6 separate regions of the Homo sapiens genome follow, and regions 1, 2, 4, 5 and 6 are each linked to region 3. Evidence: chromatin loops called from intact Hi-C (ENCODE). Cell type or tissue: heart left ventricle. All regions are shown on one strand. Each heading gives the region's core, and the rest is flanking DNA. Links, peaks and the distances in the headings are about the cores only. Region 1 overlaps HDAC8 (histone deacetylase 8). Region 2 overlaps NHSL2 (NHS like 2). Region 3 overlaps HDAC8 (histone deacetylase 8). Region 4 has its middle 6.3 kb from the start of ERCC6L. Region 5 overlaps LOC105373250 (a long non-coding RNA gene). Region 6 holds the start of RPS4X (ribosomal protein S4 X-linked).

Region 1 (5,221 bases), core at 429-4,428, 160 kb before region 3:
ATGACGCCCGGCTAATTTTCTTTTGTATTTTCAGTAGAGATGGGGTTTCGCCACGTTGGCTAGGCTGGTCTCAAACTCCTGACCTCAGGTGATCCACCTGCCTCGGCCTCTCAAAGTGCTGGGATTACAACCATGAGCCACCACACCTGGCCTGTTTAGTGGCTTTTCTAAATTAATTCTGCAAAGTCTGGATTCTTTGTCACGTGGGGTCACAGAAGTCTCTGCTTGGTTAGGTTAGTCGTCAGCTAATGATTGTACAGAGAATTGCTTAAATTCATGGAGCCAGTAAGTCTCCCAGTCTTTACCAAGATGCTCTGTGTGTATGTTGGGGGCAACTTTGCCTTAGCACTTCACTTGTACAGAGCTTGAAGTTCAGCCATAGGTGAGAACTTTGGCCTTTCTTAGGTGTTTTCTGAGCATGTGCACAGCCTTGGGAATGCCTATCATCCTGTGCATATGCATAGCCTTTTAGATTCCCAGGTATTTGTTGGAGGTTTTCTAAGCTCCATATGGACATCTCATTCCCCAGCATTTACTTTTAAGCTTTTTGGTTAGCTTAATGTTCACCACAACTGTTACCTATTACCATAGGCAGCTGTAAAGTTAATCATTTGTCTCTAATTATTTTTGACAAATACCCCAAGGAAAAAGTTTTTCACACTGAGCACACTCTTGAATCATGCCTAATAAAAAAAGCCTTGCAAGTGGGGTCTTTCAAGGAACCACTAGACAGGCCAAATATTAATTGTTCAGAAATGAGGCTTGGAAGGAGCTCCAACATTCTAGTCCATATTCTGTTCCCTCTGGTGGCTGCCAGGCTGCTGGTTTTCACCATGATTGTAGGCTGTTGGTTTTCAAGGCTACCATTTCTACTTGTTTTTGTAAGTAAAGTTTTATTGGAACACAACCAATACTCATTCATTTACATACTGTCTATGGCTGCTTTTGTGTACAACAGCAGAATTGAGTAGTTGGGACAGAAATCATATGGTCTGAAAAGCGTAAAATATTTATGGCCCAGCCCTTTATTCTAAAAGTTTGCTACTCCTACTCTAGACCAGTGCTGTTTAGTAGAAATATAATGTGAGCCAATATATAATTAAAAATGTTCTGAGTAGCCACAATAAAAATAAAAAAAAAACAAGTGAAATTATTTTTAAGAATGTTTTATTTAACCTAACATATTCAAAATATTATCAATTTGACATATAACCAATATAAAATTACTAATAAGATATTTCACATTTTCTTCTTACTAAGTCTTTAAAATCTGGTGTGTACTGAACATTTACAGCACATCTCAATTTGGACTAGCCACATTTCAAATGCTTACTAATCACTAGTGGCTACTGGTTACCATATTGGATAGCATAGCTCTAGATTCTTGGTGCTCAAAATGTGGTACCTGGTTTGGCAACATTATATCGTGCAGGAGCTTGCAAGAATGGCAAAATCTCAAGCTTCAGCCTGGAGGAACTGAATCAGAATTTGCATTTAACAAGCCCTAGGTAATTCATATGCATATTAAACTTTGAGAAGTAGAGCTCTATACCATTTTGCTATACTACCTGTCTTTGGGATAAAGACCCAGTATACAGAAGGCATTATTCTAATATAAAATATAACCCTCTGGTTGTCATTCTATCATAGATCTTGGTGGAATTGTTTGAAAATGAATTAACCAAGATGACAGTGTGCTAGGTGCTGTGCTAGGCACTGTGGGGTTTGCTGAGTTGAAGAGGACATGGTCTCTTCTTTCAGGGAACTCACAACTGCCCAAGGATGCCTGGAGAATAATACTCTGCATACGAAATCCAATCTTCTGCACTAAAATCCTCTAAACAACTTCTCCATCTCAAATGTAAATGTGGCAACCAGGCACTGGATTGCTCAAGCAGGCATTCAACTCAAGAGGTTCATGGGACAGAAACAAAACAGTTTCACTCCATTTGAAATTGGCTCATGGCAATGGTCTGAAGCAAACACTCAAGCTTTAGGATATGAACTCAATGGGTCATTCTGAAAGGGTAGCAACCCTGTGTTTGTATAATAGGAAAGTTATAACATTCATCATGCTCAGATTCAGGAACTGTGCACTCAAGTCAAGAGAAATCTGACAGTCTGATTTCCAGGTTCCAGTGACTTGGAATAGAAATTCCTATTTAAAGCAAAGAAAATAAGAAATGAGGAAGTGCCAGTCCTTGTTTCTCTGTGTAGGTGTTGACAAGCTATTAAATCATTAGGCTGTCCCTTGCCAGAAGCAACAGAATAAATCTTGGAAGTTGACAAATGGTCAGCAGCTCTGTGTGTGCCTGCACACTCAGAAGCACACACAAAGGGCACACTGTTTCCCTTGGTTTATCTCCTGGCTGTGTAAATATTTCATCTGACATTTGGATTGGATTCTGAGCTAGTTTCCCACCAAGCTGATGGTTTTTTAATCTGCTTTCATCAGCCTACAATAAACTGTCTAACCTGTCTGCACAGTGCAGTGTACTCTGCCCACTGGCAAACAGAACAAATGCAACCAGGAGATCCCGACATACTTTTCTCAGATGTCTGAAGACGAGGAATTGCACCCAAGCTCTGCCCAAGCCAGAAACACAAGCTATGAGGCACTTGCCTCATCCTGTTATACCAGCACCTATGAGCCCTTCCTAGACTAGACCAGTGCCACCAGGAGGTCACAACGCATAACTTGGGCCTGCCATCCTATTAAGACAGATCTTTGGCTCAGCACAAATATGCCACTGCCAAAGATGAGGGTGGCTGTAATCTCATTCACTCTAGGTTGTATTCATGCTGGCTTCCTTTCAGTTTCAGATGAGTTCCCTCAGTTGTCCAAATGTAGGAAACGCTGTGATAACCCAAACCACAAATTACTGGCTCAGAAAGCTCCTATGCGGTAATAAAAATAAAGGAAGTACTGATACATGCTGCAACATGGATGACCCTTTAAAACATTCGGTTAAATGAAAGAAGCCAGTGATAAAAGACCACATATTGCAGGATTCCATTCATATGAAATGTTCAGAATAGCAAATCTATAGAGACAGAAAGTAGATTGGTTGTTTCCAGGGGGTCGGGGGAGAGGAGATTGATTGCTAGTGAGCATGGGATTTCTTTTAGGGGGGATAATAACATACCAGAATTAGGTAGTGGTAATGGTTGCATAACTTTGTGAATATACTAAAACCCACTGAATTGCACTCTTTAAATGGGTGAATTTTGTGATATGAGAATTATATCTTGCTAAAGCTGTTTAAAAGCGATTGAGTTATTAGATGATTTTTCCCTCTCCCCCTAAAAAAGCTCCCATAGATCAATCTTCTCAGCCTTGCTATTTCGTATTCTACTTATAGGAGAAGGATGTAAAAGAAAAGCATACAAACTGGTCCTAGGAAAGCTATAGGATCAGAAGGGTCTACCCAGTCTACTGCTACAGTCCTCTATCATTCATTCACTTATTCATTCATCGAAAGTCTGCTATGTACTAGGCACTGGGGATACAGCATTAAGAAACTCTGCCCTATTAGGAGCTTATGATAATGATGTTTCTAACATTGACCTTGAGATCCCCAGATTCATGAATTCCCTTCTGAATAATCAAAGATTAAAATGTATAATTGCATTAATTGTACAGTGCTATTTGTATTCTGGTTTTTTGAAATTGGGAATTCATGGATTTATGGATGATACACCTCTCTAAAAGTTTCTATACCTGAGGTATAAACTATATTGGATAATTTACACTAATAGTAAAGCAAAATATTTAAAGAACAAGGCAGGATACAAACTTACTCTTTCCCCAAGGAAGTTTCCCCAAGATGTTGTAAGCAAGAATTCTTGACAAAAATAGCCAAACCATGTACTTTGAGGTTTCGTTCTTCACAAAGAATTGCTTTTGTGAATCCACAGGCTTTATTAACAGGTAGTTTTGGCCGGGCACGGTGGCTCACGCCTGTGATCTCAGCACTTTGGGAGGCCGAGGCGGGCGGATCACGAGGTCAGGAGATCGAGACCACCCTGGCTAACACAGTGAAACCCCGTCTCTACTAAAAACACAAAAAATTAGCCGGGCATGGTGGCGGGCACCTGTAGTTCCAGCTAGTCGGGAGGCTGAGGCAGGAGAATGGTGTGAACCCGGGAGGCGGAGCTTGCAGTGAGCCAAGATCACGCCACTGCACTCCAGCCTGGGTGACAGAGTGAGATGCCATCTCAAAAAAAAAAAAAAAAAAAAAAGAGGTAGCCTTTTCCCCTTTGTCTCAGTGTAGATAAAGACATATATCTGCTGGTGTACTTCTGGCATCAGTGTGGGGAAAGCTGGCACAAAGAAACTCAATTGTTCATTTCTTCAGGCAGTGTGTTAGATGGAGAAATATAATAACATTTGATTTTTGGAGTCAGGCAGGCCTGAGTTCAAATCCTAGCTCACATTTTAAATTCAGGCCTGCATCATCTCTTAACAGCTTCTGAGTTGCTCTTCCTATCTCCAGTCATGTCCCTCTCAAATTCATCCTTTACACAGCAGCCTAAGTAAATTCAAAAATACAAAATGGATCTTGTTACTCCCTTACTGTAAAAGTTTTAGGGACACCACAACTTTGGTAGGAGGGTCTAAGCTATTTAGCATGACTAATAAAGAGTTGGCTCCACAGCTTGGCCTCCAAACACCTCTCTAGCTGCATCTCTTACCATTTTCCACCTTACAATTTTTACACAATTGTTTGTAGTTGCACACAGACAGAAACCCACATGCATCCACTCTACTCAGGCTGTTATGCTCTGCTGGAATCACTTTCCACCCTTCTGTGCCTGGTTAACTTTTGAATCATTCTTGCATTGGGGTGGGGGGTACAACCAGCTGGTAAGAGGATAGACTCTAGAGCCAGACACCAGGGCAAACAAGGGCCCCAATTTAGCCTGCCCGCCCTAACTTTGGAGGCTAGATTAAAGGTAGTTGAGGAGATACTGACAATAATTGCAAAAAGTCTGTTACATTCTAGCATAAACTACTTTAAAACCATTGTATTGAAAAAGTTTGAGTAAGTAATATATGTATTTAGTTAAAAATTCCAAAGGCAGAAAAGGATATTTTGTAAAAGAATAAGTCCTTGCTGTGTCCTAGATACCCAGTTCCCTTACCAGTGTTTTTGTAACTCTTTCAAGAGACAGACTGCATATGTAAGCATAAAAATATCATTTTGATACAATAAGAAAA
Region 2 (5,221 bases), core at 775-4,774, 540 kb before region 3:
GGTGTGCGAGTTACTCCATGTGATAAACTATTTTCCTTTCTCATTCCAAGGATCAGAGAGCACTTGGTGAGCTGTTCTTTGTTCCAATGGAAACAGAATATCAGAAAAGCCCAGTGGGGGACAGTCAAAGTTTCCTTTGTCTTCTTGGGCTAGGAGGCTGAATGGGAGGACTGTGGCAAGGTGGGTGGGGCAGGGCCACTACAAGGGCAACAAATCGGTAGAAGGGGGATCAGGACAGGACTCTACGACAACAATGGGGGAAGAAAAACCCACAAAGAGCTAAGAACGTGCCAGTGGGGAGGCCTTACAGCCTCCCTCGTGCAGCCTTACTCTATGTGGATCTGCTAAGTCTGACAGTCTCCAGCAAGGGGCTGGGGAGTCACAGCACAGCTAGTGCTCTCCTGGCCCAAGATGTGCCAAAGGCCACCTCCAGGACCACTGCCCTCCACACGTCCTCTGAACTCCCTGGCCCAGTCTCTTTACTGCCCCCATAACACAATGTGCTTCTACCAAGAATGATAGGAATTCAAATTTATCGAAGTCTTTGAAAGTTTGCCAAGCACTTTCCCATAGCTCTCCAGGAGGCAGAATAGCCTACTGGTTAGGAACACAGGCTCAGGGCCCATACTGCCTGGCTCTGCCATTCCACTGCTGTGCGATCTTGGGTAAGTTACTTAGCCTCTGTGCCTCAGGTTCCTCATCTTTAAAATGGGAATAATCACAGGATCTACATCTTAAGGCTGTTTTCAGATTAAGTTGGCTAATGTTTAGGCTCCCTAAAAGCAGAGATTTTTGTCTTTTATTCATTGCCATGTCCCTAGGGCCTAAACAATCCCTGGCACCTGGCAGGTACTCAACAGATATTTATTAAATATATATAAAGGGCTTAGGATGGGAGCTGGCACTTAGCACAACAAGTGTTAGTTTTTGTTGTTATCTTTTGCATTCTCACAATAGTTCCAACAGGAGCATTCTGAATTTCATGCATGTTAGTGTTGCTCCTCCTTGTAAGGTTCAAGTTCTAAGTCAAGGTACTGAAGGAATATGCAACAGACTTAAAATGGAGGGCAAAAGTTTGGGCCACAGAGGATTAGGAGTACAGCTGTCAAATATTAGTAAAAGCATTCGTTCATCCATTCATTCAGTCATCTATTCTACAAATATTTCACAAATACTCCTAAGGGCCAGGCCCTGAGCTGAGAGCTGGGGATGTATTGAAGACAAGATAGACAAGGGTTTCTACATTTGAGGAGCTTAACTTGTAATGGAAGGAGACTAGCAAAAACAAGTAAAGATCTAAAAAGCACTTATTAGCACTTATTCAGATAGCAATAAGTGTTATGAAGAAAATCAAGTAGTATAATGGGATAGAGAATGGCTGGGGTTGTGTATGTGTTGGGGTTGCTTTAGTTTATGGTCAGAGAAGGCATCTGAGGTAGGAACACTGGCACTTTTCTGGGGCGTCTTGGTCTCAGGTCAAGGACCTCTGTTGAGAGTTGGCCTGTGACACCATATCATCACCACCTCATCCTTCTGCCTAAGGCAGGGGTAAGCTGCTCAGTGTAGTTCTGGGGATCTTTACGTGGAGGTTTAGTGTGAAGGGCTGGAGAGAAGGGGGCTATGAACATGTGGCGCCTGCATAGGAAGGTTCTGGCATTAGTTGTCCTCTGGCAAAACCTATTGGTTGCTCTAGGTTAAACGATGGTCAGTGGCCTTTCAGCTCCCCCTTCATCTTTCTGCACTCTCAGGGAGGAGGTGTCTGGCCGTGGGGTCCTCTCCACTGCTGATCTATACTCAATGCCCTCATGCCCCATGCTCATTCATGACACCACCTTCACACATGCAAACACTGCCTCATCTTTCAAGATAGCTCAGACACCATCACCAGTCACACTGGAGGGCCCTTATTCATTACCTGTTTGAGCATCTCCAGAGCATAGTATGGAATGGATACCTAATAGGTGCTTAATAAATGAAGGAATAAATGAGTGACTGTTGTTCCTTCTGCTTCCTCAGCTGACTGGCTCATTCCCACTCATGCATCAAGACTCAGCTCACACATCATCTTACATGAGAAGCCTCCCTCAACCTCCTTGTGTCTGACCTGGGGAGCTCTTGTTCATCCTTGATGTTCCCCTTGACTTCCTCAGCCAGAATTTGGCCCTCCCACCTCTGAATGCTCCACCACATTCTATTACCCTCTATCGTATCCATCGCTCTACAGGCACTGTCTGCTACTGTCCTGTCACCTCCCCTAATCTCTGATTTTCTCAGGCAAGGACTGTGTTTTGGTCATCTCTATATCCCCAGCACTAGCCCCTAGAGGGCGCTCAATAAATATTTGTGAAATTAATGGGGAAAAAACCGTGAATGAATTGTTTGTCAATTTTGCTTAGAGTGGTGTGCTGGGGCTGGCTTGTAGTGGTTTGCGAGAATCAATTGTTAAATATTTAGGAAACGTATGAGCCAGTTGTTAAATACAGCCATCATTAAAAATTAAATTATATGAGAAAACAGAAGACAAACTGAAATTGAGAGACATTCTACAAAATAAATGACCAACTAAATACAATATGGGTCCTGGATTGGATCCTAGAATGGAAGAAAGACTTCAGTAGAAAAGCTGGTGAACTCCAAATAAGTTTGTACTTTAGTTAATGTTGTACTAAGTTTAATTTCTCAGTTTTGATCAATGTTTTATAATTATGTAAGATGTCAACATAAGGGGAAGCTGGGTAAAGGGTACACAGAAACTCTCTGTACTGTTTTTACAACTCTTCTATAAGTCTAAAATTATTTCAACATTTAAAAAAAAATTGTCAAGTTCCAATACTTCTTGGTTGTTTCACTTTCTTCTTACTCATTAACATAAATGAAAATATCAACCATCATTCATTTAGGAACTGCACTTGCTCTTCTGTTATGGCCGAAGTTTGGCTATTGATATGTGTTCAGCAAAAATCAATGAAAGCATTATGGGAGAATCCATTGGTTATATGGAATTTATAATAAAGAGTATTATATATTTCAGTATTATCTGTAAATTGAGCACTTCACATTCTTATATAAGTAAATTTATAATAAACCTATGTATGTATGTGTATATTTATATATACGTTTGTGCATTTTTTTTGAGAGCTGGTTGCTGAACACTTACCAGAACACCACCGGTCCTACATATGAATTATGATCTCATCAAACACATTGAAGGAAAGAAAAGAACATTGCCCAGCACCTTCTCTGTGCGAGGCTGTACTATCCCTTTGTGTTCATCATTACAGGTGCTCTTTACCTCAACTCTATGAAGTGAGGGTATTGTGGTCTCCATTTTACAGATAAGGATATTAAGGCTAAGAGAGGTTAAATGACTAGACTAAGGTCAAGTATTGGTATACAGTGAGCCAGCATTAAACTACATTCATCTGAGTCCAAAGCCAATTGTATTAGTATCATATTGCTGCTGTAACACATTACCGCAAATTCAGTGGCTTAAAACAACACAAATTTATTATCTTACAGTTCTGGAGGGCAGACGTCTGAGATTGGTCTCACTGGACTAAAATCAAGATGCTAGCAGGGCTGCATTCCTTCTTAGGACTCTACGGGACAATCCTTTTCCTTGCCTTTTCCAGCGTGTAGTGGCTGCCTGCATTCCTTGACTTCAAAACCAAAAGTGGCCATTCGAGTCTTTCTCACATCCCATCACCCTGATTCTGCTTCTATACATCTCCTTCTCTGACTCTGACTCTCCAGCCTCCCGCTTTCACTTTATAAAAACCCTCATGATTACATTGAGCCCACCCAGATGAGATGGGCAGCTTCTCCCCATTTCAGTCAATGTCAGCTGATAAGTAACTTTAACTCCACCTGCAAACCTTAGTTCCCCTTGTTATGTAACTGAACACATTCACAGGTTCCAGAGGTTAGGATGTGGACATCGTTGTGGGGGCTATAATCCTGTCTATCACCCTTGTGCTTTTTCCATGACCTTCTCCTGCCTCACCTGTCATTTTAGTGGTCACAAAATCTGATGTGGGGCCTATGGAATTCTTCCTGACACCTGCATTGCCACACATCTCTGTGCTCTCCCTTTGGAGTAAGATGCCCCTTTCAGTCATTCACCCAGCCAGTCAGACAGCCTTGTAGGGGAATGGCTTCTAAATCCTGGGGCTTTTAATCGTGGACATATATTTTACCTATGTTCTTACTAAAGTGTTTTAAAAAAATACTTTCCAAGATTTTTGTGCATTCCTGGCTTTTTACTTCCTTTCCACAGTGCTTATATGGTGCCAGAGCCCTCCTTTCCAACATGGCTGGTTTCGCTGTGCTACGGTTTACCCATTCCCACCTTCTGGACCTGTTTCTAGTCAGCAGCTAGGATCATGCATTATTTATTTGTTCTTCTCATAGACTTTTACATTGCCTTCTTCTGGAAATGGCCCTGGACTTAACTAAAATGTACTTTTCCCACCCCTGCCAATGAGGTATATGTCTGTCTGTGTTTACTATTTCTCTCTGACTGGCTTCTCAGAAACAGACTCTCTAAGTAACAGTTTCCCATCTTCCCTTGTTTCCTCCACACTGAGATCCCTAATTCTTGTCACGAGAAACCTCCTCCACTGAGACCAACCGAATGGCCAGAAGTTGCCCCTCCCCCCAGGAAGCCTTAACAGCCAGACCCATCTCTTCACCGCTTGTGAGCTCTGACTACAACATTCTTGTCTCTACCTTCAGTCTTGTCAACAGCTCTTTGCTCCTCCTTTCTACCTGTCAGACTTACACCCATACTTTGGGGCCCAGTCTGAATCCTACCTTAAGGTAGGCTCACCTTGAGGAAAACTTTCCAGATCATCCCAGCCCAAGGGACTCATGTCCTCTGTATGTGTCTAGGACTTATTGTCAGCAGCACTTATTTTGACAAATTTATCATCTACCATTATGGAGAGGTTGCAAACTGTTGGCTGGTGAGCCAAATAATAATGCCCACAGGTGTATTTTGTTTAGTCTGCATGTGGTTTGTTTCTTTTTAAACTATGTGCTAACATGTAGCAATTAGTAATCTTTCCATACAATCTGGATTTCTAGCTTCTTTGAAAAACAGAAAAATCTGGTAATACTGGATCTGTATGCCCCCAAGACAGTAGTTAGCTAGATTGGCATGGCCGGGTGGCAGCTTCCACTTTAGATGGAGTATGTGCTCTCCAGCTAGACACAGTCCCCA
Region 3 (5,221 bases), core at 810-4,809:
CTGAATTCTAGCAAAGACCAGTGAGGAAGTGAATGCAGCTTACTAGCATTCCAACTAAATTTAGTAGTATCAGTTGTATAAGAATCTGAGTGGGTAGTTGGATTAAATATTTGCAAATATGCTGAAAAAAAGATGAGTTTTATCTTGGTGATAATACAGTTATATTAAAGACAAGTTGGGGTAGAAAATCATATTGAGGTAAAGCTGTGGAATAATGTGGCTCTATGCAACTTACTTCCTTTCTCTTAGCCCTTGGTTTTGTTTTTCTTTTTTTTTTTTTTTGGAGATGAAGTCTTGCTCTGTCACCCAAGCTGGAGTGCAGTGGCACCATCTCGGCTCACTGCAACCTCCACCTCCTGGGTTCAAGCGATTCTTGTGCATCAACCTCCCGAGTAGCTGGGATTACAGGTGCGCACCACCACACCTGGTTAATTTTTTAATTTTTAGTAGAGACGGGGTTTTGCCATGTTGGCCAGGCTGGTCTCGAACTCCTGACCTCAGGTGATCCACCCACCTCGGCCTCCCAAAGTGCCAGGATTACAGGTGTGAGCTACTGCTCTCGGTCCCTTGGTTCTTATATTTAAACACTGACACTGAAAAATTAGGACTCTTACTACAGTTAAGACATCAGAAGAAAAAAGAAGGCAAAAGATCAATTAGTTTTAGATACAAACTTTGAGTTTGCACCTTCAATTTCCATTTAAAGTTGCCTGAGAAAAGATATCAGGATGGGTTTGGTGACAACAGAAAACAAATAGAAAGGCTTACTCTGGAGTCTATACTGTATTAGAAAATTCACCAATGCTAGAGACACTTGCCCTCCTCTAGCAAGGACTAGCTTCAGGAACGGTTCAGACATATCATAAAAATAGGTGTTGAGAAGAGCAATAAAAATGGGTTGTGTTTCTCAGGCTTTTGAAAAGATTCCATTAAATAGATGGAAAAATACATTAAAATACATAAAACACACTGAAAAATGTAGTACTGAGTATTATGACCAGTATTTCTCAAAACTGTGAAGGTCATCAAAATTAAAGAAAGTCTGAGAAATTGACACAGCCAAGAGGAGCCTAAGGAGACAACTAAATGCAATGTGGTGTCCTAGTGGGATCTGGGGACAGAAAAAGGACATTATGTAAACACTAAGGAACTATAAACTCTGAATAAACTATGGACTGTAATGAGTGATCATGTATCAATATTGGTTAATTGTAACAATGTTTCATACTCATGTAAGATGTTAACAATAGAGGAAACTGTGTGGGGTTTATGGAAACTCTACACTATCTGTGCAATTTTATTTATTTATTTATTTATTTATGTATTTATTTTGAGACGGAATCTCACTCTGTCACCAGGCTGGAGTGCAGTGGCACGATCTCCGCTCACTGCAACCTCCGCCTCCCGGGTTCAAGTGATTCTCCTGCCTCAGTCTCCCGAGTAGCTGGGACTACAGGCATGCGCCACCATGCCCAGCTAATTTTTTTTTTTTTTTGTATTTTTAGTAGAGACAGGGTTTCACCATGTTGGCCAGGATGGTCTCGATCTCTTGACCTCGTGATCCACCCGCCTCGGCCTCCCAAAGTACTGGGATTACAGGCATGAGCCACCGTGCCTGGCCTATCTGCTCAATTTTTCTATAAATCTAAAACCATTCTTAAAAAATGTTAATCAAAATTTTAAAAAGGGTTATTTTGTCAGACCATTTGAAATGATTCCATTAATGAAAAATTCCTAATATGAGGGCCCAGCTCATGGGCCTGGATCCAGGGCAGTTGGAGGCTTCAGCCATCAGATGATAACTAGACAAGAGCTCCGCACCCCCAACAATAACCCAGGTCAGAAAGCTGCAAATCCAGACACCCAAAATCCCTTCAGAGAATTTCAGTGAGAACAATGGATGATTAAGACAATAAGCAAAGTCTGTTTAACTTTCTTTCTCCTGAACAACCCTACAGCTCTCAAGCACATTGTGGACAGCAGGTTTCTCAAGCAGTGAAATCCCCATGTACAAAAGCAGAGCTAATGATTCCCGTGGGGTCAAACAAGCCCAGAGGAACCGCATCCTTCAGCAGCTGCCCACCCCTCCTGAGAAGGAAAGAGCTGATATGGGAGCAGAGGCCTGACTGGGGCTTTAGTGACTCCTAGCTCTGGCTTTACAACATACACTCTTGTCTGACACTATCATTTATACAAATAAGGCACACAAACTCCAAGTCTGACTCTTTTCCTCCTCTTGCCTAAAGATTCTTTAAGACTAAGGATCATGAGTGTTATCTTTATCAGCCAGGTTATGAACTCTGAAGAATGGTTTCTTAATGGAAATACTAACCACTGTTAATTAGCAAAACAAATTTCAAGATGAAAAGTCTGTTGATTCTAAATATTCATTATTTCATTCTTTTATTCAAATTATAAACATTTATTGAAGACCTATTATGAGTCAGATACTGGACTGGTGAAAGAAAATGGTGCAGAATGCTCTGACCTGATGAAACAGTTTAGATGAACATAGATCAATAAATAGAAACGAGAATGACGTTAATAGAATTTCATTAAGCGGAGAACATACTTGATTTAACCTTGCACTCCCTCTAGTGGTTTTTTTTTTTGTTAAAATGTGAAGCTTATATAACAGCCCACAGTCTAGTAATGTTCAATATGCTGGAATCTCTGACATCCTGACTGCTTGACTTTGTGAGCACTGTAATCTCTGACTGCCACGTGGAACCTCTCACCTTCTCTCTCTCCCGGTCCTGATAATTTGATATCTGTCAAGATATTACCACTGATTCATTCAACAAATATTTATTGAGAATCTATCTTGAGAAGGCATTAACTAATCATTCCAATTTAATAACTTTATTTCCCAAACATTTTAACATTCAGTAAGTCAACTGGTAACACTATGATGGACAGTCTCTTAAAGGGTTGGGAATTAACATTTCCTATTCATCTCTGTCCTGCCCATCTACTGCAACTTTCACGCTTGTCCATTCCCCAACAATACGAGCTGGGGCCTTGTATGAGGGCTTACTATGTGCCAGGTAGAGTTCTAGGCAGTGAAGCTATAGTAAGGAACAAAACAGACAAAACTTCCCTTCCCCATGAAGCTTATGCTCTAGTGGTGGCGGGAGGGTGAAACAAAATAGATATAATTAACAAGTAGATTAGGTAATTTTTCCAATTATCAATGGTATGGAGAACAGTAAAACAGGAAAAGGATGACAGGAGGCTTTTTTTTTTTTTTCTCGTGCGCAAATTTTTTAAAAATGTGGTTAGGGAAGGCCTCAGTGAGAAAGTGTTATTTGAGCAAAGACTTGAAGGAAGTGAAGGGACATCCTTGGGGGAAAAGCATTCCAGGCAGTGGGAATAGCAAGGGCAAAGCCCTAGAGGTGGGAACATGCCTGGTATGTCCAAGGGGCACAATGAATCCAGTGCCTGAAGAACAGTGAGGGAAAGCAGAGAATAGCAGTTTTACCAGGGAGAGGAGAAAAGGGGATATTGTGCAGGGCCTTGTAGGCCATGGTAGGGACTTCGGCTTTTACTCTGAGTGGAACAGGGAGCCAGTGCAGTGTTTTGAGCAGGGGAGTGACAGGATCTAATTTGTTTTAAAAGGGTAATTTTAATGTTGTGTGGAGAACAGACCAAAGGGGGCAAGGCTAGAAGCAGGAACGCTAGCTGGGAGGCTGTTGCAATAATCAGTGAGAGAGGTGATCATGGTTTGTACTAGAGTTATAGTGCTAGAGGTAGTGAGAGGTGGTCAGATTCTGGATGTATTTTGAAGACAGAGTTGACAGGGTTTTTTTACAGATTGAATTTGAGGTGTGAACGAAAGGAGTCAAGGGCAATTCTGATATGTTTGACTTAAACAACTAGAAGAATAAGATTGCCATATGGGAGGGAAAGATTGCAAGTTCAGCTTTGGACATATTAAGTTTAGGATGTCAATCAGACACCCACCAACCAATCTACTCTCTACCACCTTCTCCTGCCTATACATTTTACCCACTCAGATTTCTCTCTGTCACAAATCCTTTGATACTTCTATGTACTTTTTGGTATGTTATTTCCAGTCTTAGTTATAATATTTCCATCTACTTAACAAGAAACTGGGTATTTTTGACATATCCCTTCTCTTCACCCCCAACAGCCAATTGATCACCATGTCCATTCTGTCAATTATACTTCCCAAATTACTCTCAAGTGCTATCCTTTCTTTTCACATCTGCTGTCATTAATTTTGTTCATACTTTCCCAATCTCTACTTTGGTCACTGAGCATAACAGTCTGATCTTTTTCCTTTATCAGTGAGAATGGGTAGAGTGATCCAGCTGATCTGGGGTCAGGAAGTGAGGGTGGAGGCAAGTAATTTACTCCCAGTCCTGGTACCTTGAACTGAAAGTGAATATACATCATTTTCACACTTTGAGGCTTAGCCTGGAGTTGGTGCTACTGTAATCACTCCATTACCACCCAGCTCAGAATAACATTTAAGAGAGATTGCTGAGGTTGAGCTGAGAAAGCATACCTATAATCAGATTATATCAAGGTCCCTTTGAGTGGTCCACCCAACTACGTCTTGGTCAACAACTTTCCCAGAGAATGAGGCGGTGGACCAACCATGATGCTGCTGGAAATCTGGCACCTCTTTCATGACATAACTGGTCTCTTAGCCTTAGGTTTGCTGGGGCTAATTGCAGAGACAAGGTAGTCAAAGTACACCAAGGAGTACTGAAAAGACTGGATGAGTGATCATGCGGAGGAAGGGCGTGAAGTTCAAGGAGCTGCTGCTGTAGGAGGTCTATGGGCAGATGACTGAATTTCACTTCAAAGGTTTATAAAGAGTCCTTCAATTTTTGGCATGGGCAGATGAGTCTGTGCCCAAATGAAATCTCACTGATGTCTCACACCTGAATGATTCAGTTAGTGTAATTCATATACAATTTAAGAGCAAACACTTTTTGGTGCTCAGTATGTGCCAGGCACTATTCTACGTGCTTTACACATATTAGTTCATATCATATCACACTGTTTTTTGAGGTAGGTAGTATTATCATCTCCCTTTTATAGTCAGGAACTTGAGGAAAAGAGGGTTTAAGTTGTTCAAGTTGACATAGAAAGTGATAGTGCTGGGATTCAAACCCAGGCAGTGTGACTTCAGAGTTCCTGCTTTTAACCCCTGTGCTATGTTGTATGCTGAAGGCTAACTGGCTATGTC
Region 4 (5,221 bases), core at 599-4,598, 300 kb before region 3:
CGCCTGTAATCCCAGCACTTGGGGAGGCCGAGGCGGGCGGATCACAAGGTCAGGAGTTCGAGACCAGCCTGACCAACATGGTGAAACCCCGTTTCTACTAAAAATACAAAAATTAGCGGGTGTGATGGCACGTACCTGTAATCCCAGCTACTTGGGAGGCTGAGGCAGGAGAATTGCTTGAACCCAGGAGGCGGAGGTTGCAGTGAGCCAAGATCTCACTACTGCACTCCAGTCTGGGCGACAGAGGGTGACTCCATCTCAAAAAGAAAAGAAAAGAAAAGGAAAAAGCTCTTCCTAGGCTGGGTGCGGTGGCTTACATCTGTAATGCCAGCACTTTGGGAGGTCGAGGTGGGTGGAGTTCAAGACCAGCCTGGCCAACATGGTGAAACCCCATCTCTACTAAAATACAAAAATTAGCCGGCCATGATGGTAGGTGCCTGTAATCTCAGCTACTCGAGAGGCTGAGGCAGGAGAATGGCTTGAAGCCAGGAGGCGGAGGTTGCAGTGAGCCAAGATCATGCCATTGCACTCCAGCCTCTACAAGAGCAAAATTCTGTCTCAGAAAAAAATAAACAAAAAAAGCTCTCCCTAATTATTGTTAATTTTAAAAGGGTGATAATGGTATTGCTGTTTTTTTTTTTAAGGTCCTCATCTGTTAGAAATACAAGTTGGAGTATTTTCAGACAAAATGATATGACATCTGGGACTTACATTAAAATACTCCAGTACAGAGGGAAAAAAAAGGAGAGTACAGATGAACAAAGATTGGCAAAATGTTGATAATTGTTGAAGCTTGTTACAGAGGTTCATTATCCTCTTCTCTGCTTCTGTGTATGATTGAACATTTCCATAATAAGAATTTTAAAAAACAAAACTTTTCAACCTAATCTTCAAATTACACTGAGTCATCCGCACTCACAGGCCGGAAATATGATAATGAGGCTTTGTGGGAGGGTTCAGAATGCATAAATGGAGAGATGGATGAGGCCGAATAAGAACAATAGCTATTACTTAGATAGCACTGAAGTGCCAGGCCTTGTTCTAAGGACTTTACATGCACTGTCTTTTAATCCTTAACAACAACCTTGTTAGATGGTGTATACTATTATCATCCTCCTTTTACAGATGAGGAAACTGAGGCACAGAAAGATTGAATAACTTACACAAGTTTACACAGCTTGTGAATGGTGAAGCAGAATTCCAAACCCAGGCAGTCTGGCTTTCGACTTTTTGCTCTTTAACATGATGCTAGTTAGATATAGAAAGCAGCTGACAGGTGAAGAAAAGGATTAATTCATCCATTTACTTATTCATTTATTTAGTAAATATGTGTTGAGCCTTTACAAGATGGTCACGTAAGGATCCAGGTGCTGGGGGTAGAGTGGTGAGAAAAACAGACAAGTCCTTGCTATCAAAGAGCTTAAAGTTCCATGGTGAAGATGGACTTGAAACAATAATCACACAAACACTTGGAAAATTACAGACATGAAGAGGTCTCAGAAGGAAAACTACAGGCAATTATGACAGCATACCATGAGGTATCTGACCCAATCTGGAGGGCTGGAAAAGGTTTCTCTGAGGAAGTAGCATTTGATCTAAGAGCTGAAGGGTAGGGAGGAGTTAACCAAACAAAAAGGGAAGGGAAGGGCATTTCAGGCAGAGGGAATAGCATGATCAAAGGCCCTGAGGCAGGAGAGGGCTTGATGTGTATGAAAACTAAACAGGCTAAGATGGTTGGAGCAAGCCTAGAATGCTGAGTTGAAACGGTTTTTTGGACTCCAGTCTAATGCCACAGGTAAGGGAACTGCCAATGGGAAAGAAGGAAGTGACCAGTCCAAGGTCAGACCCTGAACCTGTGACAGAAACAGTACTCAAACCTAGGTACCTTCAATCCCAACCCAGCGTTTTTTCCAGCACACATCATGGCTTCCCTGCATATGAGGAGGGAGTGCCAGCAAAATGTTGCTCTTGGGGACTGAGAATGGAAGAGTGTTTTTGATAACCAAATGAAGTATTCATGCACAAGGAGATCAAAAGTGGGTTTGGGGCCAAGTGTGGTGGCTCACACCTGTAATGCCAGCACTTTGGGAGGCCGAGGTGGGAGGATCACTTGAGCCCAGGAGTTTGAGACCAGCCTGGGCAACATGATTCATCAGACAAAAAACACAAAAATTAGCTGTGTGTGGTGGTGTGTGCTGTAGTCCTAGCTACTTGGGAGGCTGAGATGGGAGAATCTTTTGAGCCCAGGAGTTCGAGGCTGCAGTAAGCAGAGTCACACCACTGTACTCCAGCCCGAGTGACAGAGTGAGATCCTGTCAAAAAAAAAAAAAAAAAAAAAAAAAAAAAAAGGAGCCGAGAGTGGGTTTGGGGCAGGAAAAAAGATGAAATTGATTAGAAACAGTAATAATGTATTTATGAGACAGGGTCTCACTCTGTTGCCCAGGCTGGAGTGCAGTGGTGTGATCTCGGCTCACTGTAACCTCAGACTCCTGAGCTCAAGTGATCCTCCAGGCTCCAGCGATTCTCCAACCTCAGCCTCTTTAGCAGCTAGGACTACAGACATGTGCCACCACATCCACCTAATTTTTTTAATACTTTGTAGAGACAGAGTCTTGCTATGTTGCCCAGGCTGTTCTCCAGCTCCTGGGCTCAAGCGATCCTCCCGCCTCAGCCTCTCAAAGTGCTAGGATTACAGGTGTGAGCCACCAAGCTCTGCCAACAGTAAGAATTTGTGTTTCCCAGATACCTAATTAGGCTTCTCCCACCCCATTTCTAGCTAGGGTTCTTATAAAGTAGGTGGGATTTGGGGGTAGGGGATAGAAGATTGAGACTGAGGGTTTAATCTCCCAGGGGAAGCAGGAAGGAGGAGGAAAGCCATGGGATGGAGGCTGCCCCAGCCAACAGTCATCTCCAGCTCTGCCAGCAGAGGGAGCCAGAAACTGAATTTCCTAAGAATGGCAGCTGGCCTGGCCCCTGGGATGGATAAACCCTTCTTGGAAACTAATCAAGTCAGCCCAGGATGCTGTGGAAATGACAGGGACTGGGAGGAAGGGAGGGAGCCAAGAGTTAGGATTACCTGCAGGGTCTTTGCCCTAAGTTTCACAGTCTTTGATGAAAGCCTTCTAAACCTGCCTTTCGGGGTTTGGGTGAAGTGGGCACCAAAGGATAGAGAAACCTTTGACAAGGCAGTCCCACTGCACAAAACATGGCATCCTCCACTCCCTTTGGGTTACCTCAGTGGCTCTCAAGGCCTCACAATTCTGTCTCTAGCCTCATCGTCTCTCCTGAGATTTGGACCTAGATGGCAAAATGGCTATAGGACATGTCACCCCGGAAGCTCAAACTCAACATGGCACCGAACTCACCCTCTCTCCCCTAGACCTGCTCTCTCAATATTTCCCATCTCCATGAATGGCACTACCAACCCCCAAAGTGGTCCAAGTCAGAAACCGGGAAGTGTCTTTGAGGCCTGCCTCATATTTGCCCCTCAAGTTCAATTCATCAGTGAGTCGTGTTGGCTCTACCTCTAAAATACATCCCAAATCCAATCACTTCTCTCCATCTCCACTGCCACCACGGTAGTCTATGCCACCATTCTGTCTCACTTGGACGACTGCACTAGCCTCCTGGCTTGTCTTCCTGCTTCTATTTGTGCCTTTCCCCCACTATCTGATCTCTACCCAAAAACCAGAATCATCTTTCAAAAATACCAAACTGATCATGCCATGGCCCTGTCTAAATCCTTCAAAGCCCCCTCGTTTCCCTCAAGATCAAGTCCTGCCTCCTTACCATGGCTTACAAGGCCTTCCTGATCTGGCCTCTGACTACCTCTCTGGCCACGTCTTACTTCTTCACAACCCCTACACATACATGCACACGATCTCTTCTCAAACTGAACAACTTCCAGCTATTCAGATCTTGCCTCCAGGCCTCCCCACATGCAGTTTCCTCTGCCTGGACTCACCCTTTTCACCTCACTATTGTCTATTCACTCCTCTTGTCTCAGTGCAGGTCTCCCTGCTTCCAGGAACCTTCCCTGATCCTTCTCAACAAGTCATCCTCTGTGATCCCACATCCTGCCTTTATCATTGGGTTTATTCCATGGAATGTAGCTGCCTGGTTACCTGTCTGGCTCCCCCGTGATCATGTGAGCTCTGTGAAGAACATTTCTGTCTTTTTCACAGTTATACCCTCGCAGAGCTCAGAATGGTCCCTACACATAATGGCTGACCAGTAAATAGTTGTTGGATGGATGGATGGATGGATGGATGATCTGTCAATTAGTAATCCTAAAGGAGAGCACTGTGTGCTCTGTTAGAGAACTAGAATGAGGCCTTGGGTGGGAATGATATATCCAAAGACATAATGAGGACCAGAAATCAGGGAAGTGGGGAGGGCCAAGCATACCCATCCCAGCCACTTCTCTTGCCAATACTACCCCTGTCTCCCTTTTATACCTGCCTCCAGATGGACCTGGAAGTAACACAGAGGATTCTGAGTTACACCCAGGAACTAGACAGCCCTCTTCTAGTCCCTTCCCAGATCTTGTGCTAGGACAAAGCCACCCATGCTTGGCTGTGAGATGAACAGGCTCCAGCCAGAGCCCAGTGTCGCTGGACTCTCCAGATGCCCTGTACCCACTTGTTCCCCAAGTCAAGGACATTTCTGGGAGCTCCCCATGAGCTCTCCTGTAGCTTCCTTATCCTCCTTCTGCAGCAGCAGAGAAACCCTCCCTACATAGCATGGGTGCCTCTCACAAAACCTGGGGTCAAGGCTTCTCCCTGGTGCCAGCCCAAGAAGGGACTCCAAGTGGGCATCTAATCCAAATAGGCGTGGCCTTTTTCCCTTCCTCTTTGGCACTAAAAGAGACAGGTAGTAAAAACTACAAGCTCTTGAGGGCAACAGGAGGGAAGTGGGGGCAAAGGTGAAGTTTTTCTACAGCCCTTCAAAGGTCTTGGCCCCTTGCCCAGATCCAAGTCAAGAACTGTTTGTTTCAGAGAACTGGCTTCCCAGCCATCTGCTCAGAGCTTAAAGAGCCTAGGGGCCCTCATGGGATGTTCTGTTCAAATTAGCCAAAAAAGGCAGGGTGAAGACAACACAGCAGGAGGGGCCTTGACCAGTCTGGGCCTCTGAAGGTGTGGAAGGAAGGGGCAGGTATATGGCACTAGGGCACATTGAGGGTATGGCAAGTCCCAGAACAGAGAGCTCTTCTCACAGCCCA
Region 5 (5,221 bases), core at 705-4,704, 230 kb before region 3:
GCCGCCGCCACCGCTACCGCGAACCGGTCGCGCTCAGCGCCCGCGGCCGCGCCGTTGGCCACCCGACCCCGGGGCGCCTGGGAAAAGCCCGCACCGCGCCGCGCCGCCGCTGCACCGCACAGTGCCGCGCCAAGCAGCCCCTGACCGAGCTGGTGCCCGCCCGCCCGCCCGCAGCTTCGGCGCCGGACTCCGGGGCGGTGGCGGTGGCGGCCACCGCGCTCCCTTCCCGGCGCTGGGGACCCGGCTCTCAAGCCCCCATTGCCGCCCGGAGAGCCCTGACGCACACGCACACGGCAGCAGACTGGCCTCGGCTAGGAATCCCAGGAAGGACAGACCCTTTTTTTCCCTTTTTTTTTCTCCCCTCAATTTCCACGTCTTTATAACCGGCTTAGGGCATTATTAGCACATGTCCTGGCTCGTGGGCGAGTTGGTGGCAAAATCTGAACTGGATACTCACGGAGGGCCCGCGCGGGTGCTGTGCCGTCCGCTGCTCTCTTCCTCCTCACCGAGAACTGCCCCTCGCCGGCGGACTACAAGAGGGCAGCCGGGCAGAGCGAGCTTCCTCTCGGCAGCTCAGCGGTGCCCCTTCTGCAGCTTTGCCGCCGGGCACATTTTTATAGCAGCGGCTGGCGTCTGTGGCCCTTTAAAGGCGCTCGAGCTGGTGCAGTCACCGCGGATCGTGTGAAAGCAAAGGGCCGGCTGGGGAACGGAGTCCACGCGGCCACGCGAGTCCGGCAGCCCTGTGGACCGGCCAAGGCTCCCGGGGTGGGGCTGGCGAGTCCGGGCTATGGGCAGCCCTCGCCCGGAGCCCTGGCCAGTGCCCGGCTTCTAAAGCTGTCGGGGGCCAGGGCCCGGGACACCGGCTCTCCCCACCGCCCTGCGTGGACTTGCCCAATAAATTCCACTTAGTAATTTCACTGAGGCAAAGGAGAGCCGTTAGTGTCTGTTTTCTGACCTAAATCTAGTCGGGGGCCAAAACGGGCTTCAGGGGTTTTGGGAGAGAGCTGTGGGCTCAAGGAGTGACCTGGAAGAGCGGGGCGCACACGAGACGGGGGAATGGTCATTAGTTTTCTGCAGGGCTGTCTTGGAGCCTGTCTGCCTTTTGGGGGGGCTGTACTATCTCATTCGTTGAAGAGCTGAGGCTGGGGGCTCCTTTTCCTCTTAAAGTCGCCAGATTCTGGGCAGAGTCGCATGGGGGGCCTATATGGCAGCGGTGGCTCTTCTAGAAGTTCTGAGCTGGGGTTGGGTTCGAGGGTTTCTGTTCTGTGGTCATCCAGGGCAGGAGGCTGGCAGGATGCGACCCGGAGAAATGCTACTCTCCCGGACCGTGGGGCCAGGTACAGCTCACTAGGCTCGCCGAAAAGCCAACAGTAGGCAACGGGGTACGAAGAGCTTGCCCCAGGGTTCGCGGAGATTCCTCCTGCCTTCCCACGATGTCAGGTTGTTTTATTGTAACTACATAATCATTCCCGTCTAGCAAGAATAACGTTTTGCATTTGGAGTTCGTCTTTCTTAGGTAGAGATGTTGTCTTACAAATCCTTACTGGAAAGAGGTCTGGGTCTTCTCCTTCACCTCAATTCGGATTCTTTGTGGCCAAGAAATTCCCACCTTACCACTTACAGGGAGGCCATCGGGATTACCCCTCTGTCACCCCCCCACCCCGCCCCGGCCCCGCCGCTCTTTTTTTGCTGCCTTTCAGCAACAGCGACTCAGTTTACACTGTTTATAAAACATACTCTTTAAGAAAAGGTCCTGATGTTAAAAAAGGGGGGGAGGGAATGTCACGAAGTCATTTTCACTATGTATGTGTTCTGTCTTCTTAATTGGATTTGAAGACCTGAAGTTCTCTTTTTCTTTTCTTTTTCTTTTTTTAGTAGCCCCAAGTGCCCTGCATTTGCTCTTCTAACAAAGTTCTGTTTGTTGACGGACTGACCGGCTTACCGACACAAAGATGGGAAGCAAATGGAGAGACGGATCAAGGCCCTTCCTCGGCATCTGGAGGAAGCTTGGGCGAGTGTCTTGGTCGCCAGGTAAACCCATTCTCCAGCCCTCAAGGCTGCCTTGCACAGCTCCAGTCTTTTCACTTACCCTGTCCCAACACAAACCCCGGTAGCATCCACACCCCACACATCTTCGCTGCACTTTCTCACTTTGCTTGCCAGATTGTGGGCCCTGCCTAGTCTCCCTCTGATAAAAGGCGGGATCTGTCGGCACCCTAAAGCCTTACTGCAAACCGCGTGTGAAATACACTCTCAAGTTCTCTTGGTGTTTGCCTGGGATGAAAAAAAATGTTTCTGCGAAAACTAAGTGGTGGAGAATGAGCGACTCTAGGCTTTCGAATTGCATGTTACTAATTTGAACCCCTGACCCACCCTCCCCGTCAGCCCCGGCTTGGCTCGGGAGCAGGTCTGGCAACAGCGGCAGCTTCTCCGCTGCAGGCTCCGGATCCGGGAGGTGTGGATCCGCCCTCCATCTATTGGATGGCTCCCAGGCCAATTGTTAGAAAGAGGCATATGTTCATCTCGGCTTCTGGAGTGTCTCCGGAGCAGTTGCTCAACAGCCAGCCCCCTCCCCCATCCGGACCATTGAAGGGCAGAAAAAGGAGCGCCCTCCACCACATTTCTCTGTGCCCACATGCCAGAAAGGGTCTCCCCCCTGGTGACTTCCTGTCATCTCCACTGCTTACCTCCTGGGGAGCAGGAACGAGAGGGGCTTCAAGCACTCAGCTTTGAAGCACAAAAGCCACCCCTTTCCTTTTTGGGGAGATGGGAGAGGAGGTTAGTTGCAGAGGCTGAGAGGGAGCAAAGGAGACATTTGCATTTCTCGGCAAAAATGCTCTGATCACTGACTTCCCCGTTGGCTCCAGCAGAGCTCAGAGCTCTCCGCTGAACTCTTATCTCCAACTTGGCAACTAGACCGCGAGCTTGCGAAGCAAGGAGAGGACAGGGATGGTCACCTACCGAGAACCTCTGTGCTCCAGCGCTGGGCCTGGCATGTTCCCCATCCATCATCTCATTTAATTCCCAGGACAGCCCTTTGAGGTAGGGTTTACCAAAGGTGAATGAAACAGAGCCTCGGGAAATTGCCCAAGTTCACATAGCCACGTGGCTGAGTGTTTGAATCTGGATCAGGCTGTCTGCAAAGTTTTTACCCTCAGCCCTAATCCCCGCTGCCTAGGAGGGTAAGGAGGCTGTCTAGAGTGCAGGTTCAGGGGTCAGTAGGCCTGGGTTTAAATTCCTACTTTGCCATTTGTTAGCGGTGAAGTCTTAGGCCAATGGCTTCATGCTTTGGTCTTCAATTTTCCCATCTGTTAAATGGGGATAACAATGGTACCTAATCTGTGGGGGTTGCTTAGCCTGATTGGTGCCCGCAGTGTAGTAAATGGCCAATAAATGCTGTTATCGTACTGGACCTTCTGATTATTTTCCTTTTGCCTCCCGTCCCTGCCTCAGCTCACACACTTCAGATTCAGTAATACTTGCTGAATGATTAATTTTAAAACCAGACTGAGAGGGGATGAAGGAGGTCTATAAACTCAGGGAGGAGAGAGAGAGAGAAAAATGCAGATTTCTTCTTAAAATCCCACCCTCCAGAACCAAGGACTGCCTGAGCCATATGACAGGAGTAAATTTGGGACCAAAAAAAGGTGACCACTTTTTACAGGTCAGCCTATAAACTTACAGAGTGGTCTCCAGAAACATATACTCAATACGTGTGTAGAAAAAACTTTAAAAGCACAAGTTTTTATTCAAGAATATTTACAGCAGAATTGTTGATAATAGTGGAAAATGAAAAGGAACCTAAATGTCTATGGTAAGGGTGTGTCCCTTGGTACCTTGACACACACACACACACACACACACACACACACACAATCCTGACTTTGAAAACTCTTATTCATAGGAAAATATTCATAACAAAATATGAAATAAAAAATGCTGGGTACAAAGTTGCATAAATATGATGCCAAGCTGCAAAGGGCACAAAGGGAACAAAATTAAATACTCACTATGTTTCCAATCATGTATGAATATGTACAGAAAGCGACAGTCTGGAAAATACCAAAATGATAACAGTGCCAGTAGAGTGGTAGGATTATGAGTGATTTTCTTCTCTTTTCCCCATATTATGCAATATTATTCTTATAAGTAAATATGAGTTTATAGTTAATAAACTCCATAAATATTATGTTCCCACTTTTGTTAAAATATATGTGCATAGAAAAAATATCCATAATCTCACTACTCAATTATAATCACTGTTAACACCAAAAATTGTTAACGGTGATTATAATTGAGTAGTGGGATTATGGATAATATTTTTATTTTGCTTTTCTTTTTCTGCAGTATGATTATATTACTTTCTTACAATTAAAACAGATTCATAATTTGAAAAGTACATAATCAGAGGGATCCCACTTGGGTTAAGAGTATGAATGTAAATTGAAAAAAATGAGAAGGAAGAATACTAAAATATTAAGAGTTTTATATTAGGTGGTAAGGAATTATGGGTAATTTCCTCTCTATTTTCTGTAATCTGCTTTTATTATTTTTACAATTAAAATAAAATGTACCTAAAAATAACATATACAATATGATCCCACTTTTGTTAAAAACGAATATGTATATAGAAAAAAATAATAAACTACTCCAAAATGTAGTAGTCTCTGGGTGGTGAGTTTATTAGTGATTTTTGTTTTCTCTTTCATACATGATTTCTTCATATGCCAAATTTTCTACAGTCATCATGTATTAATTTTTTTAAAAAGTGTAAAGTACTTCGGTAATGAAGTTTTTATGGAAAAAAGAGCATGTCTGGGATTTGCTTTAAAACATTCCAGTTGAGGGTGGGGGGAAAGTGGACAGGGGATATAGATTAAATAAGATGATAATTGTTGAAGATGGCTTCATTATAATGTGTTTTTGTTTATTTGTTTGTTTGTTTTGAGACAGGGTCTCACTCTGGCACCCAGGCTGGAGTGTAGAGGCGCGATCTTGGCTCACTGCCACCTCCACCTCCTGGGCTCAAACAATTCTCCCACCTTAGCCTCCAGAGTAGCTGGGACTACATGCGCGTGCCACCATGCCCAGCTAATTGTTTGTGTTTTTGCATTTTTTGTATTTTTTTTTGTAGAGATGGGGTTTCATGATGTTGCCCAGTTCTTGAACTCCTGAGCTCCAGTGATCAGTCTGCCTCGGCTGCCCAAAGTGCTGCGATTAC
Region 6 (5,221 bases), core at 431-4,430, 260 kb before region 3:
CCAATTTTAGGTATCCATCAATGCCCTACAGCTATCAGCCAGACTTTTAATAACATGACAAAAAGTTACATGTAAGACAGAATCTCATCGAATTGTTAGCTAGATATTTCCAGGTATGAGATTTTAACTAATCAATACCCACCTCATTGCAAGCAGCACTCGTACTCAATGCAGGCCCTTAGAACAAAGTAACTATACTGAGTAAAGACCCAGCTTGCTTGCCACACTCACCTTGGCCTCCTCAGGTGTAATACGATGTACAGCAAAGCGACCCTTGGTGTCATAGATCAGACGGAAATTCTCTCCCGTCTTGTCAATGCTGATGACATCTGAAATCAAGCAGTAACCGGTTACTACATACAGTGATCCCCACTACCTCATGCCGAGCAACAACCATAGCTCTCTACGAAACAAAAAGAACCCCCATGTGCCTCCCAGTTCTAATCCAACAAGGATTCTGAAGATTAAAGATCACGGCCAGATCTTCAATATTTCAAAACCCCATGACTGCATGTAAAATTTAAAAGTGAATCGAAATTTAGTTTTGAAAAGCGTTTCATGATTATTTGCATGTTTTTTATTTAAGTAAAAAACAGAGGGAAGGTCAGGCTTTGTTTCTGAGACTTGACAGATTACAAAGGTTAGAAAAATGATCAAGACAGTATTTGGATACCATAGGGCTGCCATCAATATGCGTCTCCAGAGTATTTAAAACTTCTTACCCATGAATCCAGCAGGGTAGGTTATATCAGTTCGGACCTTGCCATCGATTTTAATGAACCGCTGCATGCAAATCTTCTTTACTTCATCTCCTGTCAGGGCATACTTAAGTCTGTTCCTCAGGAAAATGATGAGGGGGAGACACTCTCTCAACTTGTGGGGACCGGTGGATGGACGAGGAGCCTGTAACGTTAAAAATGATAATCACTGTTGGGATTCACTAAAGCACTCAAACCTACCTCCTAGTCCACCAGATCCACTAACTGAACACCAAGACCGTCCATATTACACCCAACTTGGACTTTTACACAGGAGGTGTAAAAAGCATCCAAAACTATTTCATACCTTAAAGTTTTATAGCATCTTCCCTGTCAGAGGACCAGGATCATTAAGAACATGAATCCTGAGTCCATGTAAATGTACTATGTGGTATGTGGAATAAATGAGGCACAAAAATATTAAATCGATTGGAAGTGGAGGACAGCTAGATAGTATAGCTCCTTCAAGGGCAGAGGAAGCCAAGAATAGATATTCCTCCCCTAGCCTGGTCCCCAAATGAGTCCTGGGAGACACTTAAAAACAGTGGCCACGGAAATATTTATATAAGATACTTACAAACACACCGGTCAATTTATCCAGCATCCAATGCTTTGGAGCTGCCACCCGCTTCAGATGCTTCTTGGGACCACGAGCCTGAAAGTTTTAGATTGCAATGCTGTTAATCAGGTTTCAGAACAGCTTATAAAACCTAGTGTGAAACTAAACTCTTAGTTTAGTTTCATCTTCAGCAAAATGTGGACAATATTAAAGTATAGTGTTCCGATAAAACAGAAACAAACACAGTTATTTAACAAACACCGTGAGATCCATAAGCTGCAACAAGCCTTCTTATTGTAACAGAGAATATTCTTGGTTACTATGTTTCAGAACGTTTACTGATTACTATCTTTCAGAACCTTGCTAAAGTGTTTCCATGTTACTGTTTGAAACTGTATCTGCTTAGAGGTTAGGGTCTTTCAAGAACACCATACTAGTGAAACGCACAGCAACAGAAATGAGCCAGGAGTCTACCTGTGTTTCTAAAGTTTTCACAATTTATTACCGTCTGTTTTTGACACGTATGGAACAAGATTCTGACATCCGCACAAACACATGTGCTGCTCCTTCGTACACTAAAGCCAAAAGCTGACACCAATTTTACTTTAAAAAGAGTAAGGAAGCCTTTTTAATGCTGTGTCCAGATGCTTACCGGCCACGTATGGTAAAGTCAGGCCGTGCCAAAAAGGCAATGACAAAGAAAACCTTTCTCCGCCGGGCACCCCCAGCGCCCACCAACCTCGGGCTCGCAGTCTGAGCTCCTGGCCCAGCCGCGGCTCCGGCCCGGGAGGAAAAGCAGCTTCTCCCGGGATCAGGACGTATGGCCGGGTCAGAAACCGAGGCCTTCCCAACAGCAGCACCAGATCTGCGCCTCCCCAACCCTAGGCCAGCGTTCGCCCTTCGCCCTGGAGCCCGTCCCGGCCTACCACGGAGGCCGTGATCCCTTCGCCTCTGCCCGGCCATCCCCAGTAGGAATCCCGAAACCTCGGGCAGCCCCGGCCGGGGGAGGATGGAGGCGGATACGTCCTAAGAGCTCGCTAACTAAACGGCTTACCATGGCTGCGTTAGGCAAGGAAAGAGGACCTCCGTCTTCCGGTGCGCGTAGAAATTGGGGCTGGAGACTGCGCGCGCCGGATTTTCAGCTGCTCCGCCCAGCTCAGCCCTTTGCTGGCGCGCCGGGACTCTTTCTTGCCATCTGCTGGTGGGAGGTCAGAAGTCCCGAGTTGAGGAACCGCCGCGGAAAGAGGGTGTCTCCTAAGGGCGATTTCCTCCCTCCCCTTTTTCCGCCCTTCCTCCTCCCATATTTGCTGAGCGCCTCTTGTGTGCCTTATTCTGTGCTAGGTGCTGGGAATACAAAGATGAGCTACACAACATCCCTGGCCTCAAGGAGAGTTCAAAGTGAGCTTACTTCCAGTCTCACGTACAGATGATTCTACGCCTGTAATCCCAGCACTTTGGGAGGCCGAGGCGGGCGGATCATGAGGTCAGGAGATCGAGACCATCCTGGCTAACACAGTGAAACCCCGTCTATACTAAAAAAAAATACAAAAAAATTAGCCGGGCATAGTGGCGGGCGCCTGTAGTCCCAGCTACTCGGGAAGCTGAGGCAGGAGAATGGCGTGAACCCCGGAGGTGGAGCTTGCAGTGAGCCGAGATCGCGCCACTGCACTCCAGCCTGGGCGACAGAGCGAGACTCCGTCTCAAAAACAAAACAAAACAAAACAAAACAAAGAACTTGTATATAATCAATAGAATACATTTTAATAAATATTTAATGTTATTTCTTAAACGTATTTTGTCTGTCCCTTTTTTGTGTTCCCTTGAGCCAGCCAGGCAGCCCATACTGAGTTGGGAAGAGCCAACAACGTTTTTAACCCCCTCTTGCTTCTCTGCTTGAACTCTGACATCCTCCCCCTTGCTTCCTGTACAACGCATTTGGCACTTATAGAGACTCAGGGAGGAGAGAGGATATTAGAAATCGTCTGGTTATATCTAACTAAAATGTAGATCTGATCCTGCTTCGAAACTGCCCTTGGCCCTCTGTTTCCTGCCGTAAGGGAGCAGGTCTGAACTTTATCTGGCTCCATTGCTCTCTCTCCCCAATCCCAAACTTCAAAGCTCAAGCCCCACCAAGCTAGTTTGTTCCGAGGGAGTCAGCTCTTTTTGTTTGTTTGTTTGGGAGACAGGGTCTCACTCTGTCACCCAGGCTGTAGTGCATGGCTCACTGCAGCCTCGACAGACAGCCCGGGCTCAAGCGATCCTCTCACTTCAGCCCCCACGAGTAGCTGGGACAACAGGCGCACGCCACTGCACCCAACTAATTTTTTGTAGTTTTATTTTTTTGTAGAGACGGGGTTTCGCCATGTTACCTAGGCTGGTCTCAAACTCCTGGACTCAAGCGATCCGCCCGCCTCGACCTCCCAAAGTGCTGGGATTACAGGCCTGAGCCACTGCGCCTGGCTAGAGTCAGCTCTTTCAAGACTGCTTGTGGACTCGATTCCTTAGCTTGGAACTGCCACAAACAGCCAAACCCCCTTCCTGGGTACCACCTAATCCCACACCTCAGCCTTGGAAATGCACAGTTCAAGTCCCTCTGGTTCTGTGGGCTCGTGGTCCCCTCAGTCAGGGTAAATCCCTCATTCTTGCCCCAGAGGCTTGTGTTCAAACTTGGTGAGGGCACACAGCACATTAGGTAGCAAGGACAAATTTAGTTACCTGGCCTCCACCAAACTGAGCACCTCCAGGATGGAGCCTGCCCTAATTCATCTGGGCAGGCCCCTTGCCACTGAACAGAGAGCTCGGCACTGTGTCCAGCACTTGATAAATACTTGTTGAATGAATAAACGGAGTCAGCATCCCACTTATTGTGCCAAGTCCTACTGTACTATCCCTGAGAGCATCCAGCCTGTGCCTGAATTCTTCCCACCATGAGATCAAGCTCCTAACTCATGAGGTTCCATTTCACAAGTCTCTATCTGTACCATCCACTTTACCCCTCAGCAGTCTGCAGAGGAGCAAGAGAGGGAAACATTGTTGGCTCTTCTCAAGCAGACAGTATTAACCAAGCAGACAGTATTAACTAAGAGGGCAGGAACTCCTCCTTGTCTAAAACTGGGATACAATCCACAATAAAGCATGTTATAAGTGATTATTGGAAAGGATCGATTAATTGGAGGTGAGGAGTAGAGAGAAGGTGAAGGTGATGAGATAATGGAAGTTGGTTCTGAGGTTTTTAATCTGAGAGCACTGGGAAGATGGTGGTACAATTAACAGAAATGGTGGAGAAGTTGCTGTGGGAGTGGGGGGATAACCATGTGCTTTCCAGCTAGAGAGGATAGGAGAAATGGCTGGTTAGAGCTGCAGATCTCACTTAATCAAGATCACACAGCCCGTTTGGGGATGAGGGGACTTGTCTCTTGCCTCCCAGGTGAGTGGTTTGTTTTTATGCCATAGGTTATCAAAGGACTTGAGGAAATCAAAGCATCTTTTTCAGTATATTTCTCTCTCTCAATTTGTATTTATGCACAAATGACATTCTAACAACAATAAAGGAAATTTGGAAAGAGCTAAGTAAATCGCAAACAGTACCTCCCCAAACACCCTAAACACATCATCTGTATTCATTTGTTCCTCTTCCTGTTCTCTTTCTGATCGGCTTGTGTGCATGCATACTTTTACATAATTTTAGTCCTAGCATACAGACCATTTTGTATTCTGTTTTTATTATATTAGAAACACTTTCCAAGTTGCTGCATAATCCTCATAATTACTACTTTAACAGCTGTATCATATTCCATTAAGTGGATGTCCCACAATTAATACAAGTTCTCTGTTGTTGGACATTTAGTTTTCTGTACTTTTTCTCTATTATGCGTGTTGCTACAGTGAACAGCTTTTTCCTTCA

Evidence for each region. A loop is a pair of places that touch in the nucleus more often than their neighbours do. Peaks named below come from ENCODE experiments on the same cell type or tissue, not always from the same donor. Only the 100,000 strongest peaks of a DNase experiment are listed, where the experiment ranks them.
Region 1: it touches region 3 in a loop (5-fold over the local background); 6 of 110 quality-filtered maps call a loop at or near these places.
Region 2: a loop joins it to region 3, with 4 times the contacts of the local background. A loop is called at or near these places in 5 of 110 quality-filtered maps.
Region 4: it touches region 3 in a loop (8-fold over the local background); 43 of 110 quality-filtered maps call a loop at or near these places.
Region 5: it touches region 3 in a loop (2.7-fold over the local background); 34 of 110 quality-filtered maps call a loop at or near these places.
Region 6: a loop joins it to region 3, with 2.9 times the contacts of the local background. A loop is called at or near these places in 4 of 110 quality-filtered maps.

The regions. Positions count from the first base shown.
Region 1 is chrX:72,379,650-72,384,870 of GRCh38, forward strand. All of the region lies in intron 9 of HDAC8 (histone deacetylase 8), which reads right to left. Among named protein-coding and RNA genes, the nearest start is that of CITED1, 76 kb to the left of the region's middle. In heart left ventricle, for the core only: no CTCF peak of the experiment used is centred there; no DNase peak of the experiment used is centred there.
Region 2 is chrX:71,996,988-72,002,208 of GRCh38, forward strand. All of the region lies in intron 1 of NHSL2 (NHS like 2), which reads left to right. Among named protein-coding and RNA genes, the nearest start is that of NHSL2, 89 kb to the left of the region's middle. RefSeq lists an enhancer at 1-385. In heart left ventricle, for the core only: a CTCF peak has its summit at 2,321 (motif pointing right); no DNase peak of the experiment used is centred there; H3K27ac peaks cover 86 bases.
Region 3 is chrX:72,537,919-72,543,139 of GRCh38, forward strand. All of the region lies in intron 4 of HDAC8 (histone deacetylase 8), which reads right to left. Among named protein-coding and RNA genes, the nearest start is that of HDAC8, 32 kb to the right of the region's middle. In heart left ventricle, for the core only: a CTCF peak has its summit at 2,600; no DNase peak of the experiment used is centred there; H3K4me3 peaks cover 303 bases; H3K27ac peaks cover 278 bases.
Region 4 is chrX:72,242,753-72,247,973 of GRCh38, forward strand. It overlaps a transcript of PIN4 not described here. Among named protein-coding and RNA genes, the nearest start is that of ERCC6L, 6.3 kb to the left of the region's middle. In heart left ventricle, for the core only: a CTCF peak has its summit at 2,920 (motif pointing right); no DNase peak of the experiment used is centred there.
Region 5 is chrX:72,306,568-72,311,788 of GRCh38, forward strand. It overlaps LOC105373250 (a long non-coding RNA gene), which reads left to right. Exons shown (of 3, transcript XR_938441.2): 2 at 1,876-2,031; 3 at 5,135-5,174. It also overlaps a transcript of CITED1 not described here. Among named protein-coding and RNA genes, the nearest start is that of CITED1, 3.3 kb to the left of the region's middle. RefSeq lists a silencer at 332-626 and enhancers at 353-402, 2,319-2,820, 2,547-2,596. In heart left ventricle, for the core only: no CTCF peak of the experiment used is centred there; a DNase peak (open chromatin) is centred at 2,444; H3K4me3 peaks cover 2,176 bases.
Region 6 is chrX:72,274,822-72,280,042 of GRCh38, forward strand. It overlaps RPS4X (ribosomal protein S4 X-linked), which reads right to left and starts at 2,427. Exons shown (of 7, transcript NM_001007.5): 1 at 2,372-2,427; 2 at 1,336-1,413; 3 at 723-903; 4 at 232-329. The coding sequence starts at 2,374. RefSeq lists enhancers at 1,927-2,006, 2,177-2,246. In heart left ventricle, for the core only: a CTCF peak has its summit at 2,517 (motif pointing left); a DNase peak (open chromatin) is centred at 2,480; H3K4me3 peaks cover 1,839 bases; H3K27ac peaks cover 564 bases.